Linked DNA regions of Homo sapiens: region 1 is linked to region 2. The links are chromatin loops, found by intact Hi-C in ENCODE. Cell type or tissue: GM12878. All regions are shown on one strand.

Region 1 (8,000 bases), 160 kb after region 2:
TTTTGCTGCTTTCAAGATTGTCTCTTTGTCTTTGACTTTTGAGAGTTTGATTATAGTGTGTCTCACTGTGAGTCTCTGGGTTTTCTTTAACATTTTTTTTTTGTTCATATCTTCTGATGATGAATTCCTTTAACTTTTATATTTGTGAAATGTTTTTTCTTCATTTTCAGAAGGTATTTTTAGTGAGTGTAAAATTCTACATTGACAGTTTTTTTCTTTCAGTACTGTTTAGTGTTTCTCTACTGTCTTCTTGCTTGTACTGATTGTATAGAAACTCTGCTGTAATTCTTATCTTTGTGTCTTTGTACTTAATGTGCCTTTTTACTCTGCCTGTTTTTAAGATTTTATTTTTATTATTGATTTTGATCATGTGGCTTGGTGTGAGTTTCTTCATATTTATTGTGCTTGGGGTTCATTGAGCTTATTAAGTCTGTAGGTTTATATTTTTCATTACATTTAGAAAAATTGTAGCCATTATTCATTCAAATTTTTTTCTGTTCTTCTCCCATTTCTCATGCCCTTATGGGGTCTAATTATATGTATATTAGGCTATTTGAGGTTGTCTTACAGCTCACTTACAGTTCTTATGTTTATTTTTCCACTTCTATTTCATTTGGGCAGGTTTATTATACTTTTCCCTAATTTGCTAATTTTTTTGCAATGTCTAATCCACTGTTAATCTCATCCAATGTATTATTAATTTCAGACATTGTAGTTTTCATCTCTAGAAATTGTTCATCTTTTTATATCTTCTTTGTCTCTATTTGATATGCTAAGTCTTTTCTCTAGCTTCTTGAGCATATGAAATATAGTTATGACAACTATTTTATTTTATTACAACTTTTACCTTAGGTTCAGAGGTACATGTGCAGGTTTGTTATGTAGGTAAACTCGTGTCACAGGAGTTTGTTTATTATTTCATCACTCAGGTACTAAGCCTAGTACCCAATAGTTGTTTTTCTGTTCCTCTCCCTTCTCCTACCCTCCAACTTCAAGTAGGCCCCAGTGTTTATTGTTCCTCTCTTTGTATCACTACTATTTTAATGTCTCTACTAGTTCTCTTATTTTTGTCATTTCTGAGTTGATTTTATTTTTCTCACTATGGCCATATTCTCCTACTTCTTTGAATATCTGGTATGCAAATTATACCTAGTATGGATATTATATCAAGACCCTGTCGCAATATGGATACCTAAAAGAAAATAACAATGTTTACCAGTTTGCTCTAAGCCTTTCTTAGCTCTTTTGCTTGTTTCTCAAGAACAAGCACAGAGGGTGGAGCTCAACCAAGACTGAAGTTAAAGATGTAGAAAGATTGAGATGGGAAGTAATTAAGTTGAGGAGCTCTGATACAATGGTATTTCTCTTTTTAATCATGTAAGATGCAAGCCCAAGATAATATGTTGGGAAAGTTGAAGGCGAATGTCTTGAGAAATATGAAATGCACCCAAGGCTATGGCTGGGTGATAGAAATAACTAAAAAGTTTTAAAAGGATTGTTTTATAGCTGGTCCTTGCTGAGGTTAGGGGATAGGCCTGGAAAAATTGAGCAGTGGTATTGCCCAGGCAGGACTCCTCATGACATTCTCCAGATCCCTAAGTTTTTCCAAGTTTCCAAGCATTTCCTTGGCCAGCAAGTCATCTCGCAGCACAGATCCTACTCTCTTTCAGTCAGTCATTCCACAACTCTACAAAGCATTTTTCTCCATCAAATGGGAACTTTTGGGGTTCTGCATAATTTTTCAGGGTTCCACCACTTTTGACTCTTTCTGGATACCTTGTAAGGATATTATAACTCTTTAATTCATGTCCTTGATTTTCTCTTTTAACTTTTAATACTGTTCATTGCCTGTTTACCTCTTTCACCCTCTTCTTTTCACTTCCGCCCTCTTTCTTGTGTAAGTATATAATCATCCTTTTTTTCTTCCTCGAATCTCAGTTCTCGGGAGTAACATATACAATTCATTCTTACTTCCAGTCTTTTATTCCTAAGTTCCTTATCTCTAGTTCTCTTGCATATTTGTGGCAATTATTAGTTTTTTTCCAAAAATCCATTCTCCCTTTTTCCTGTACATGTATCTTTCCAGCTTGACCACATTTCCCAGCTTCCCTGGCAGCTAGGTGAAGCAATGTAACTAAACTTTTGCCTGTAAAATATGAGCAGAAGTTATGTGCACAATATCTGCCTCACTTGCTTAAAATAAATTGTATTATTTGAGCTTTCTATATTGTCCCTTTTTACAACTAAAATGTAGAGGTTATGGCAACTTTTATGGTAAAGAGAATCATCACGTAGGAGATCAAGAATCATTGATTTGAGAGGAACCTAAATCCTTTAATGACTTAGTGGAGCAAGACTGCCCCATCAGTCTGGAAGCTACCCCACAACTTATGTATATCTTCAGATTGTTGAGCAAAAGAGAAAAAATGAAGCCACTATATATTTAGGTCTCTTCATGTTAACAGTTTAGCTTTTAACCTAACACACATTTATTCCTGAATGGTAGCATATTATTAACATCACAGGAAGGGAATTCCTTGTTCATGGATCTTTTATTTTGTTGAAATAAAGGTAATCTGCTTGGGCTTAATACTGCCAAGGCAGAATTTTTTGGAATAATTATTTCTATAGATGACCCATTCATAATGACAACTAACATGGTTTCTAAAATGGATTCATGTACGTCATCTTATTTAGTCCCCGCAAAAATTCTGAAGGTAGGTATAATTATTCCCATTCTATATATTGAAAAATTGGGATTCAGAGAGACTACGGACTTATACAAGTTTCTGCAGCTATTTAAGAAACAGAGTAAAGTCTCAAAGCCATTAATGAACTGTTTAGTTTAGTGCTGCTTAGTAAAATTAGAACTGTTTGAAGTGCGTTTTAATAGTAAACCCATCGATATTTAGTCAGCTCTCTGCTTGCTAACTAATATGGAAGAAAAAACATACATCTACGTACATCCTGAATTGGGAGAAGGGAAATAAAATATTGCCAATCCCCTTTCCTGTATTAGGTACTGTGATAAGGCGATAAGGCTTTTCATTATTATAAATGAGTCCTGGAGAGGTTAAGCGCAGTCACCCAAAGTCACATGACCAGTAACTTTCAGAGATTTTACCCCAGGTCTGGAAAGACTCTGAAGCCCATGTTATTGCCTCCAGAGCCTGGTGGAGAACCCCTGAATGGGACAGAGACTCAGCAGACAGAGTGGTCCTTTCCTTCCAGGGAGTCAGGGAAGGTTTGGTAGGGGAGATAGAGTTAGATCTGGGTGGGATTTGGATGAAATGAGATCAAGCAGGGATAAATAAGATCCAAGCTGTTTATGAGGGACAGGGAGAGGCCAGCTCTGTTAGAAAGAGTGGTTTATACAGAGAAGCATGGAAACATTTGCTCCATGCCTCGCCTTCCATGGATAGCAGTCCAGAAATGCTACTTGCCTGCCTGACAGTCTTTCTCCAGTCCCCAGGTGTGGACACGTTCTGAGCACCTGAGCCTGGGTCTGCCCTGACCCAGATTCTGTGAGCTGGGACAGAGAATGTGTCCTGCTGTCCCTCCTCCCCCACTTGGGCCCACACCCTTTTCTACACATTTGGATTAGAAATCTGAATTGGCCTTTCTGTGAACCCCAATGACAGGCAAGTCCCCAGTAAAGAAGCACTTAATTTAATTGCTCCTTCAGGGTCCACTTAGAGTAATAGTTGTGAACAGCTCTCCCTAGTGTCTCCCACAGGCAGTGACAAATGTTGCTAAAGATAAGTCACAAATTCTTGGCAAGGCCATCTTAAATATGGGAAGGAAACCTTGTTCAGTCCTGAACAGTCCTGTTCAGACTGATCTTATCACAGGTTGCACACTGCCTCAATGTCACCATGTTTCTACCCTCAGTTGTGCTTGGCAGAGAGAGGACAGCTATACATAAAGTCTGTTCACTCTACAAAGGTGAAATCATTTTTTTTAAGGTAATTATGATTGTTCTGAGGATGGTGATTGAGTGACATTTAAAAAATGGGAAAAGTTCTACTCATAACTCTGTCTGCTTAATTTGCTTATATAAAAGACTTAATGGTTTTTGTTGAGTTGATCCAGAGTCAGTAACATTTGAATATGTGTTATTACCATTTGATCAGTAACAAAACAACAGGGTAAGTGGGATGCCAAATGTGGCTGAGAGTTTAGGGTTTACATTCCACACCCCAGCCTTAAATACGTTTGTATAAATTATTGGTTGATTTTTCTTTTTCATGGCTTTTCTTTGACATTTGATGGGGCTGGATTTATGGAGGCAACCAACAAATTACACAGCAATGAATTCTGGACTGTAGTCCCACAGCCTTGAGCCTAGATACTAGCTGTGTCACTAATACTCTGTGTGACCAGGGTAAGTTATTTAGATACATTTATGACTTTCCAAATCAATAGGTTGGACAAAGTTATCTTCAAAATGTCTTTCAGATTTGACCCTGAACATATGCGATTCTGGCATGTTCTGATTTTTAGTTTTCTGTTCTTGAAGCATGTCTACAATAGAAATGCCTACCTTCATATACAATAAAAGGACATTAGATTAATATGGTGTCTGTGAAAATCATTGAACAGCTTTAGAGATAAAAATAATGAAATGAGTCAAGTTCTCCATTATTAATTAAATCTTTTAAATTTTCTGTTTATGAAACTATGAACAATAAATTGGAACAAAGATATAATCTCACTACAAGTAAATTGTATTTTATGTAAAATATAATTTGTCTTTAGAAAATACTCAATGAAATTACCTTTTTAATTTCAGAGATTTTGAGGACTATTATTGTTATTTCTTTAAAGTGATAAATGTAATCCAAGATGCCTTTTTTCCCCCTTCAGAAGCTTGAGTGCCCAAGGGTTTGATAAATGTGGAAAATAACCGCTGTTCGAATATCCTGTTGGCCTGCTGGTGAGATGTCATCGTGTTGTCTGAATGCAGTATGTGTTTAAACTTGCCATTTATTACCTGAAATTGTGTTATTTTGCCTCATACCCTTAGTAATACTCTTGTAATGCTGGCTGAGAATTGAAGCAAATGCCCTATGAAACTCAAGGGAGCAAGGTCTTTGTTATTTTTCAGAAGAAATGACTGGCTGAGGCTGTAAAGAAATCTTGTGGTCATTCTCATGGAAAGAGGATTGGAGCCCCGATTCTTTGATCTCATTATTGACCAGTTGATTGAGAAGACTGTCCTCCTGTCCCCACCCAATCACAATAAGTGGGTAATTACCTGAGGGCTAATTTGCTCCTTGAATGTGAATACATTTGTGGAAATTTCCTTGTGCTCAGCACCTGTTCAAAACATCCATTTGTATTGCAGAGCTATTGTTTTTCTAATCTCATTGTGGAGCTAAGAGAGAGATTGTGTTTAAGGTTTCCTTCGTAATAGGTTTTCTTGCTCCAGGAAGGATGCGTGACAGACTCTGCACACTGCTGCTTGGTAGGTGTTCAGTGATGGATGCGTTTTCCATCTCCCAGGTACAGCTGCAGCTGTGCTGACTCTGGTGCGTTTGTAATATGCACTGTGGAGTGCACCATGATTTCATGATGGCTGGAGAAATCTGGTGGCTAGAATTCTAGGGAGGAGGACATGAGTCGGAAGTGCAGAAACCTCACACTGGGACATTGATGGAGAAAATCCAATTCTGTCCCTGGAGTTAAAGAGGAGTCACTCACTGGGCCATCATAAGAGCAAATAAAGTTACAGTTATTTCTTCAGATCCACAACTCAAACTCAGCGAAAGTAATTATTCACTCTTTTTGTCCCAAACAATAATGAAATCAGCTAAAGCATATTGTATTTATTACTTCCACTCAAGTTATTGAGCTGTTCTGACACCTTGTTGCTGGGAAGATACACAGATGGAACACCATCATTTCCATTGATTCTGATCATACCCCACGCTAATATAGCCTTATTGCTCTGAGTCATAGGGATTTTATGCTTGCCTATTCAAAAAACAGTTTTTACCTTATTAAAAGGTGATATGACCTGAGCTGGAGATGATGTTTGGTCATTTTGTGTAAACCTTTTAATATTTTAGTGGTAAATACATTTCTTGAATCTTGACAAAAACATAATTAAAATGAACATATTTAAAATGGACATCTTCCAAATGTTCATTTTTAAAACAAACATCTTCCAAATGTTCATTTTTAAAATGAATATCTTCGTTAACTTTTTTTTTTTTTTTTGAGACGGAGTCTCGCTCTGTCACCCAGGCTGGAGTGCAGTGGCGCGATCTCGGCTCACTGCAAGCTCCGCCTCCCGGGTTCACGCCATTCTCCTGCCTCAGCCTCCAGAGTAGCTAGGACTACAGGCGCCCGCCACCACGCCCGGCTAATTTTTGTATTTTTAGTAGAGACGGGGTTTCACCGTGTTAGCCAGGAAGGTCTCGATCTCCTGACCTTCTGATCCACCCTCCACGGCCTCCCAAAGTGCTGGGATTACAGGCGTGAGTCACCACGCCCAGCCTCTTCCTTAACTTTTAATGAATAAAGAGTTGAAAGGGAAAAACCAAATGTGCACTATGCTGATTTTATCTTGAGCTGTACAGAATGTGCAGTAACTTAAGAATATAAGTCATTCTGCTGTTATTCATACTAGCCTATTCTTTAGCATTATTTAAACACACATATTTGAGTGTCTACACACTGCCTGCTAGGCAGGGGGCTGGGTGCCAAGAAGGGATGTCCAGAGATAAACGGGCATATGTGTTAATCTTTTAGGGCACAGTCCAGTAACCTGATCAAGGAGTGACGTGTATTGTGTACTAGGATAGAAGTCAGTATCAGAGGAAACACAAAGGAAAGAGTGGTACTTTCTCCCCAGGGAAGGGATGCTCAGAAAGAGGGGGCTGATTATGTCCCTGGTTCATGAGAAAAAGGGCATTCCTGGCTCAGGGAGTGGGAAGAACAAAACCAAGAAATCCTGGAATGGCTTGGTGCATCAGCCAGTCTGTGAGTGCAGGGCATGGCTGGAGTTCTGGCTTTAAGATGAGTGGGAAGAAAGGCTGGAGAGGAGGTGGATCCAGGAAAAGTTGCTGGGAGCATTTATTCTTTTGGCAATGGGAAGCCATGGAAGAACTGTTGTAAGGAGGATTCTGTGTGATACATCTGCCTTTTAGAGAGGTCATTTTATAGAAAAAGTAGAAAATACAGACCAGCAAAAATTTAAAAAGTGAAAACAATCACTGTTCAAGCTCTGGTCTAGCACTCACCAGTGTTTTTCCTACAGGTGCATATACAAACATGCTTTTACATTTTATTTTTATTTTAAATTTTTCACTATCCTCAATATCAGTGGAAACAAATCTGCTTTTTTAATTTTTTTTTTAAAAATGAGATCCTATTGTACACATTATTTTAAATTTTTTTTCATTCTTTCCTTTTTTTAAAATTAAAACAATTTTTTTTGAGACAGTCTCACTCTGTCGCCCAGGCTAGAGTGCAGCATCGTGGTCTCAGCTCACCGAAACCTTGCCTCCCAGGTTCAAGCGATTCTCCTGCCTCAGCCTTCCAAGTAGCTGGGATTACAGACATCCACCACCACCGTGTCAGGTTAATTTTTGTATTTTTAGTAGAGAATGGGGTTTCACCATTTTGGACAGGCTGGTCTTGAATTCCTGGCTTCAAGTGATCTGCCTGCCTCGGCCTCCCAAAGTGTCATTCTCCTTTTAAAAGCATCAGTAAAACACTTCCAAAGCATTACTTTGATAATTAGACAGCATTTATATCAATTTACCATAATATACTCACGTTTAAGGGTATAGATTGTTTTAAATTTCCACTATTATAAATAGTGCTGCTCTGACACCTTCAGGATGCTTTTTATTATTCCTTAGGATACATTTCTGGAAGAGGAAGTTCCGGCTCAAATGGAATACATATTTTAAAAGGCCTGCATCTTTGCAGCCATTCTAATGCTAGTTAATATCATGCTTTTCTAACTTTGCCAGATCATGGATGATGAA
Region 2 (8,000 bases):
TTCTTTACCTGTCATCCCAAAGTCGGAAAGTTGTTGCAGTTGGTTGTGCTTCTGCAGTTTTGTTTTACTTTTTAAAATCATCAATCACCTGTTATTTTAAGAATGAATTTCTGTTTGGGAAATGTTGCTCAGTGTAAAGTGGCATTATGGTTTTGTGGGTCTCTGTGACAAGTCCATGTCCCTCCATCCAGGTTCCCTGGTCTCCCTCCTGAGTAGTCTGTGCAGCACCAGCACAGATGGCAGTGGTGCCTCTCTCTGCTTGTTTCACTTTGTGTGTTCATTACTGGACATAATGAGAACTTTTCCCATTTTTTTAATGATTGCTGATATTTCTTTCTGTAGATGGAACAGTGTTGCCTCAGCTCCAAGGTGATGGGCATTTAGGGTGATTCCAGCCGTTTGCTGTCACAAACTAGTGCAGTGTACAAACCTCTTCCCGCAGGTGTGTGAGGATGAATTCCTAAAAGAATTGCTGAGACAAAGTATATGTGCCTTTGTCATCCTGAGGGCAGTTGTCATCCTGTGGAGGTTTACCATTTGCTCTCCCACCAGCAATGTATAAGCATACCTGCTTCCCAACACTTCCGCCAACACATATTATTTGATTAATTTTCTTGGCTGATAATGGTATCTCATTGTAGTTTTAATTTGTATTTCTCATTGTGAGAGAAATGAAGCATCTTTTCATGTTTTGAGAGCCATCTGTGCATCTTTTCCCATTGTTTCTGTTAAGTCATTGATTTGCAGTACTGTAATTTGTGATGAGTTGTAAACATGAGCTCTTCTGGCCTCTTAACCATCCTTATCCAGCCTGTCTTCACGTTCCTCCTTGCCTAAAAACAAGCTCACTCAAACAGATCATTCCTGTGGCCCTCTCCCTTTTGAAATAAATCAGATGGGCAAATTTGCTTTTGTTAGGGGCCTGAGACCCAAATGTTTAAAAGTAGCTTAGCTGATGAGTGAAAAGGAGGCCCAGTTGGGGGTTGCACAGAAAATGAGGGGCGTGGGTAATAGAGGAGGCTGGGCAGTAACCTGGCAGAAGGCGCCAGAGGCCAAGGAAGGTGCGCTGGTGTCCTGCAGTGAGAAGGATGTGTGCACTATCAACTGGGTAAACACACTGCTATAGCTGCTCCAGCGACAGCAGGCACTCTCAGAAGGGAACTGAGAAAAGGGGAATGCCAGTTTCTGCCAAGGATATATGGAAAAGTTTTTTTTCCCCGTATGTTCTTTGGCAACCTTGTTAAAATCATTTAAAATGGTGAATTTGATAACAAAGCCAGCCACTAAAAGACTTGGATGTAGCAAAACAAATTGTCAAAAAGTATTTATCATTTCTAAGAAATAAAATAAACTGGGATTTAGGCTTGGATAGAAATCCAGAGGTTTGTTTTGGCATAATTAATTACAACATCTGAAGAAGGGAGGATTTTTACAAGAATTTTTTTTTTTGTAGTGAGATTGCTTTATATTCCTTTTCATGACTGGAGAGTCTGTCATTTGGCAACCCGCAAAGAACTTCAGGAACAGAGGGCCTAAGTTTTCTTGACACATTTGGATTTTTGCATGATGAACATTTGCACTTTTATTAGTAATTGTCGAGTCGTGTGTGGTCTGATCCTATGGAGAGGAGAGTGTAGGTGTTCTCTGGAGCTAGTACTGCCCCCGGCTCACACGTGCCACACTGCCTGCTGCTTTCAGAAAGAGCAGGACGGCTGGTCCTGTCCCATCTAGTGAGGTCCTGTCCCATCTAGTAAGGTTCTGTCCTGCAGAGCTCCTAAGAGGGGATTGCTGGCCTTTGATTACACTGGCTTCCAGAATCTGACCATGGAACCATTATTTGAAGCTGTCAGCTTCATTTTGTTGTTGATCAGGCCAGTCTTTTAGGTCTTTGTTGGTTGATAGATTTCTCTCAGGTCTATAGCAGCAACAAATAAAGCTCTTTAAAATTATTTTCTTGACCATTCTGCCTATGGATTGGTTCTGACCTTTGAAATGTTTGCTGTCCTTTAGATCGTGACAGAAGGAGCCTCTTCTGGGAGCTGTGAAGACCCCACAGATCTCACTGGTTTTCTTGCTTTTATTGGAAGAGTTAGCATTTGTTGAAGTTTATATTTATGTAAAATAACAATAAGTAGATTTTAAAATTTTTCTTTAAATTCTGTGATCTAATAAGAAGAGAGACTCTTTCTCTGTCATTGGGAGGCTTGATGAGGATCGGACATACCTGCTGAGAGTATCCTGTAATGTTTTCATAAGATTGGAAATGGTGAAATGAGAGCAGAAATGTAGGCAGAGGATGCCAACGCTGTTTCCTATTTCCTAAGTAAAACTGAGCAGGGCAGAATCTCCCCAGCCCTGCCAGAACTCCCTTCCTCCTTGGGTCCGCTGTCACTGTCATGCTGGCCTTGACATCTGCTACAAGTGCACACACATGGGGAACCACACAGGGAAGTGAACACATGTCCTGACGTGTGTGTGTGCCTGGTGTGGCTGCTTCCTTGATCCAGGCTTTGTTTTGTTACGAGGCTCTGCCCTCCTACCTTCAGGCCTTGCTCCTCATCATGGGCATGCAAGGATGGAATCGTTACCCCAGAGTACACTTTTTGACTTGGATTACTTGTAGTTTAGTACTGGAGTTCAGAACTTTAATTTCCCATCAGAAACCTGCCTCCCGGACCCAGGACACTGACCTTGATTGGGCACGATTTTCCAGATAAGACCTTACCTCCTCCCAACAGGGTTTGCCTTCCCTTCAGAATACAGGAAAGTACACGTGGTTCCAAGAGGACCATGCTCTTACTAAGATAAAAGGGAGGAGGGTGACTAGGTACTTTCCTCTGCTGCCATCCCTTGAAGGAAGGGGGCTTCCTTCAATGCCTCATCAGTTCCAGGGAGTATGCTTGACCCAGCAACACAGAGGAAGAAGTGACCTCATAGCAATGAGGGGCAAGCATGTGGATATTGCTGGGTATTTCTTCCTCAAAGTCTACCTGGGGACAGGTGATGAAGACGCTTACTTCTCTGCAATACACCGTGATCAGGCTTTGGTCTTCATGACACATTTTAGCCTTGCCTATGTGTGTTGAACAGAGCTGGTCATCCTCAGAAATAAAAGAAGAGAGCAATAAGTACAGGAAGGCTTTCAGTCCCAGAATAGTGTTAGGACTAAATGTCAGAGAACAGGGGGACTGTAGGAGTTTGGGGACCTTAGCATGGATACCCTCTCAATCTGCTCCCCTGTGGTATAAACAGTAAAGCCCATTGTACTAAAAGGCCTTGAGTGCTTGTCTCTGGGGCAGGTGGAGCCAGTGATGGGTGCCCCGAGAGGAGGATGCTGGAGAGGGGACAGTGTCTAAGGCAGTTGGAGAAAAAGGACAATGGCTTATGCAGTCAGGCCTAGAAGATGCAAGGGATGTCACAGCATAGTGTCCACAGGCATCCCTAGATGTCTTTCATTTTGTTTCAGGAAGAATATTGACAAAGGTAGTGATGGGAGGGTTATTTCAAGGATGCTATTTTCATGTGTCCAAGTAAACTTAAGATTCCTAAGAACTTTGACCTCTAATGCTTTTAAAGACCGTGTACCTCATGCCCATATGCACATTCAGTTAGAAAATAAATGTAGATTCTTTGGTGAATTCGAAGATGTGCTCATGGAGTGGCACAGCGTGATCTCAGTGTACACATGAAGCATGCTGATGAGAGCTTCTTGGATCTTGTTTCTTCAGGTGGACTTGCATTAAAGTGCTGTTGAATCTCTGCACTGGGAGTGGGAGCAGCCATGCGATGGGTGCCTTAATCCGAGTGCCATCCTGGCTCTCTCCAGGCTGCTTCATTTGCTGTGAGGGGTAGGGGGAGGAGGAGTTTCCAGGCAATGGCCTTATCTGTTCTGGTGGTTGACCAAGGGTCGGGGGTCCCAAAGGTGGAGTTCCAGGATGAGAGTGCACCCTTGGGGATGGTACTTAGAAAGAGTGGGGACTAGGCCTCAGCCAGGGAATGGTGGGCCAGGGTGGAGCTCCTTTGTATCAAGGAGTTAGGGCCAAGGGCCATGCAGGTGGGCCTGCAGAAGGTGGGTGGTGATATGGCCTTTCTGGTGATAACAGACTCGTGGCACTGTTTTCCTGGGGCTGTTGGGGTTGCATGGAGCAGATTCTTACTCAGGCTTACTGTCTTAAGGAGGGAAGAATGCTTTTTTATGAATACGCATAGGTCTGTGGGGCTGTGGAGCCTGGGGAATCCGAGGCTGGCGTGGGAGTCTGGGGCCCTCTAGCGGTGGTGGTGCATCCTCAGCTCAGTGCCACTCACTGTCCCTATTTCTCTCTGTCCATTTCTCTCCTCACTGCAGTGCTTCCTCTCCTTCCTAGATTTTTTTCTCTAAGTTTGACTATTCACCACCCCAGAGACTCTGTTCTATCCCATGACCTCTTGCTGTACTTTCTTTCAAATCTAAATTTTCTTGATTATTTTTCTTAATTTACAGTTTCAAGATTAGATCTGTTGGGAGCATTCTGTGCTCTACCTCAGCCCCTGGTTGAGCTATGGATTGGTGTCCCCCATGGTGACGTGGTCTGGACTCCCTTTTGTGTGAAGAGCTGTGGCAGGGCAGTGAGGTTTTGTGGAACTCAGGGAGCATCTGGCACTATGTATGAGGTTGTGAGGTGGGAGAGAGCTCTTAAATCTACCAGCCTTGTTGATCTTGGGAACTAGGAGAGAGTGCTAGGGAAGCCAGTGCCAGCAGGCCTGGAGCCTCATATTTCTTTGGCATTTGTATGATACCTTCTAGTACTTCGTTTTTTGACTTATATATGAACTAACTCAATTTAGATGCTTAGAAAATAAACGGCCACTGGACCTGCAAGAGATTAGTAGTGGTGTTCCATAGCCTTAGACATTTCTTACACTTTTATCCACAGATAAGAAAAAAATAGTGATATTTGATTTGTTTTGCCAAGGCTTAGAAGGATCTAATATGTGTTACTCGTTGAGCAGCGGGAAGCAGCAGACATTTCTAGGGTTTCTCCCTGTCACCATTCAGGAGACAGTGCACACAATCCCCTTGGCTCTTACCTGAACACTGACCACAGGTCTGTCATTGCAGGCTGGGAGTCCTCCGTCAGCATCAGCTCCGGCTCCGGTGTCCTCCTTCTCTCGCACTTCTATCACGCCATCCAGCCAGGACATCTGCAGGTAACACTCTGCTTCAGATGCTGCCATGATCAGTGTGCAGCCAGAAATAAGCATTAGTGTCTGTAGGTTCTTGAATTTCCATTTGCTTAATCAATCTGCCTTTGGTCTAAACAGTTGGCGAGTTTTATGTGTGGTTTGCTCACCAAGTTACCCATGCTAGTCTCATTTCTTCACTATGATGTCTATTCTCTTTTAAAATTGTTTTTACTTTCTGTGCTTTTATCCCACTGTTCTGCATGCAGTTCCAGTGCAGTGTTTTCTGAGTGTTGTCACCACAGTTCCGTGCAGTCTGCTGTTGTCTCGAAAGCTCCTCACTGCCAGAGTTCTCTGACACAAGGGCTCACTGTGACAGTTATCTGTAAGGACACATTACAGGCGTCAAAGAGAAATTCCTTTGGTTCAGAATGGGCCCAGGCCTTGAAGCCTGCTAAGAATACCAAAGCCAGAAGAACACTAAAGTTCTCAAGGTCCCTCAATGATGTGGGTGAGAAGGCGCAGGATACTTCAGAAAGTTTTGCCTATGTGGAAAGAACTTGTTCTGAAGGGAAATTAATACTCCCTCAAGATACGTGTCTCAGAACTAACAGGTTTCATCATAAAGAAAAAAGAACCCTGAACCACAAACCTCTTGGCAATTCCAAACATTCTTGTGTTTCATGCCTTTCTGCCGGTCGCTCAACTGCCTCAGAGGTGGAAGCTGGCAAGGGGGGCAGGCCCGGCCTGCTGCTGGAAGAGAAGGCGGATGGTGAGGCCACGTCCCGAAGCCGGCAACTGCTCCAGTACCTGTTCTCACTCTCGCACGGCTTGAGCGCCAGCAGCCTGCACAGGTTCCATGAGCTGGAGAGCTGCGCTGCTCGCCTGCACACTGCCAAGTCCTCCAGCGGGCTGGCAGGGAGTATGGGCTTCTGCTCTGACGAGATGGGAGACGACGATGTCTTTGAGGACAGCACATCTGCAAAACTGAAGAGTAGGGTTCTGCGGGCGCCCCTCTGCTCCACGGAAAAGGACAGCGACCTGGATTGTCCTTCTCCCTTCTCTGAAAAATTACCCCCCATATCTCCCGTGTCCACGTCAGGGGATGTCTGCAGGTTGGTTTGCCAGGAAGTGCCATTCTAGCCATCTCTGCTCGCATCAGGAACCTCCTCTTGCTTTAGTATGTGAAGTTTCAGGAAAATGAAGTAATAGGAAGTTGTAACCAGTTGTGGGTTGATGGTTTTCTCCAGAAGAATGGAGTATCAATATCGTTTGAAAAACTTAATTTTTATGATGTGAGTCCCAAGATAGTTTTACAAATGATAAAAGAGGAAGAAGCTGGCTGGGCGCAGTGGCTCACGCCTGTAATCCCAGCACTTTGGGAGGCTGAGGCGGGTGGATCACCTGAGGTCAGGAGTTTGAGACCAGCTTGGCCAACGTGGCGAAACCCCGTCTCTACTAAAAATACAAAAATTAGCCGGGCGTGGTGGCGGGCGCCTGTAATCCCAGCTACTCAGGAGGCTGAGGCAGGAGAATTGCTTGAACCCGGGAGGCGGAGGTTGCAGTGAGCCAAGATTGCGCCATTGCACTCCAGCCTGGGCAACAAGAGTGAAACTCTGTCTAAAAAAAAACAAAACAAAACAAAAAAAAAAAGAGGAAGAAGCTACACATATTAAAGGCCAAGCTGACTCTTCTAAACTAAAAATAAGTAGACTTTGCATAAAGAAACTGGAAGAAAGAAACTAGTATCTTCAGTTTTCCAGCCTGATGGTCCAGATTTTAAGCATTGTTGCATCTCCCAGCCTCTTTTTTAACCCTTGCTCCCTACCTACCCCCAAAAGGTGTGTGGGGACTGGCTGTTCTCCAGTAGCTCCTTCCTTCCTTCTTTTTAACTGAGGTGTAGCCACCTATGTCCCATCCTAACTCTGTTTCCCCCCTTTATCTTCCCTTGTGCAGCATCCTTGTCTGGCCTCCATAATTCACTTTTTGTCATGACTCTTGTGCCCTCCTCATTCTGACCTTTCTCCAGTCTCCGCTCCTTAGTGCCAGCTGTCATCATTTCTAACATTTGGATCAGAGATCCCCTCACTAAAACAGCCTGAGAGCCTGGCTCCTTCCAGGACGAGTGCCCCAACCTGTTCTCTAGCTGCTGGAAAAGACCCCTCTGTTTCTTAAAAGCCTGTTAAGTTCCTTCAGGCTAGTAGCTACACCTTGTTGCATACTTCCTTGGAAATAGAGAGTGCTTTCAAATTAATTTCTCACTTATTGCTATTAGTGGTCCCAAGAAAAAGAGATGAAATTGCAGCATCTTGTAATGGTGAGTTTTTTAGGTCTAGGAGAGAGGTACTGTCATCTTTGTTTACTTGCTGAGAGACGACAGAAATGTGTAGTTGTGGGGTATGAAGGTAAAGTCAGTGATTATAGCTAAAAAGCAAACGTCATTTAAGGTCACTGGTATTTTTGGATGTTGGAATGCAGGTTTTGTTTTACATAGAAATTTTCCCTCTAATTATTTTACCATCTTATGTTCTGGAAAATGATTCCATGTTGCTTTAAATTCATCTTTCAGTGAAGTTCTTATTTCTTACCAAAAAATGACAGCTTTGTCATTTCTTACATCGTTTTTTCCTTTCTGTTGCCAAATGCCCTCCAGACTTTCCATGTTGGTGCGGTAAGCTAGACATTTTTAGTTTGTAGTGATTGTTTTCGTTTGTGTTTGTATGTTTTTGTGCCCATAGTCACTTCTGTAATGTTCGTTTCTGAGTTTCCTTTGGGGGGATTAACCTGCCACTGAAGTGTCAGCTTCCCTGTCATGGGACTGTCCTTGGAATGACAGGTTT

What was found. Hi-C counts contacts between places; a loop is a spot of excess contacts. Peaks named below come from ENCODE experiments on the same cell type or tissue, not always from the same donor. Only the 100,000 strongest peaks of a DNase experiment are listed, where the experiment ranks them.
Region 1: it touches region 2 in a loop (2.8-fold over the local background); 5 of 110 quality-filtered maps call a loop at or near these places.

The regions. Positions count from the first base shown.
Region 1 is chr10:45,304,675-45,312,674 of GRCh38, reverse strand. OR13A1 (olfactory receptor family 13 subfamily A member 1) reads left to right here. Exons shown (of 4, transcript NM_001004297.3): 2 at 4,867-4,936; 3 at 5,108-5,249. Among named protein-coding and RNA genes, the nearest start is that of OR13A1, 6.9 kb to the left of the region's middle. In GM12878, a CTCF peak has its summit at 3,725; a DNase peak (open chromatin) is centred at 3,724.
Region 2 is chr10:45,461,426-45,469,425 of GRCh38, reverse strand. MARCHF8 (membrane associated ring-CH-type finger 8) reads left to right here. Exons shown (of 8, transcript NM_001282866.2): 4 at 5,099-5,187; 5 at 5,430-6,275. LOC105378286 (a long non-coding RNA gene) reads right to left here and starts at 5,151. Exons shown (of 3, transcript XR_945919.1): 1 at 5,068-5,151. RefSeq lists an enhancer at 4,941-6,140. In GM12878, a CTCF peak has its summit at 4,263 (motif pointing left); DNase peaks (open chromatin) are centred at 4,235 and 6,929; H3K4me3 peaks cover 4,202 bases; H3K27ac peaks cover 4,974 bases.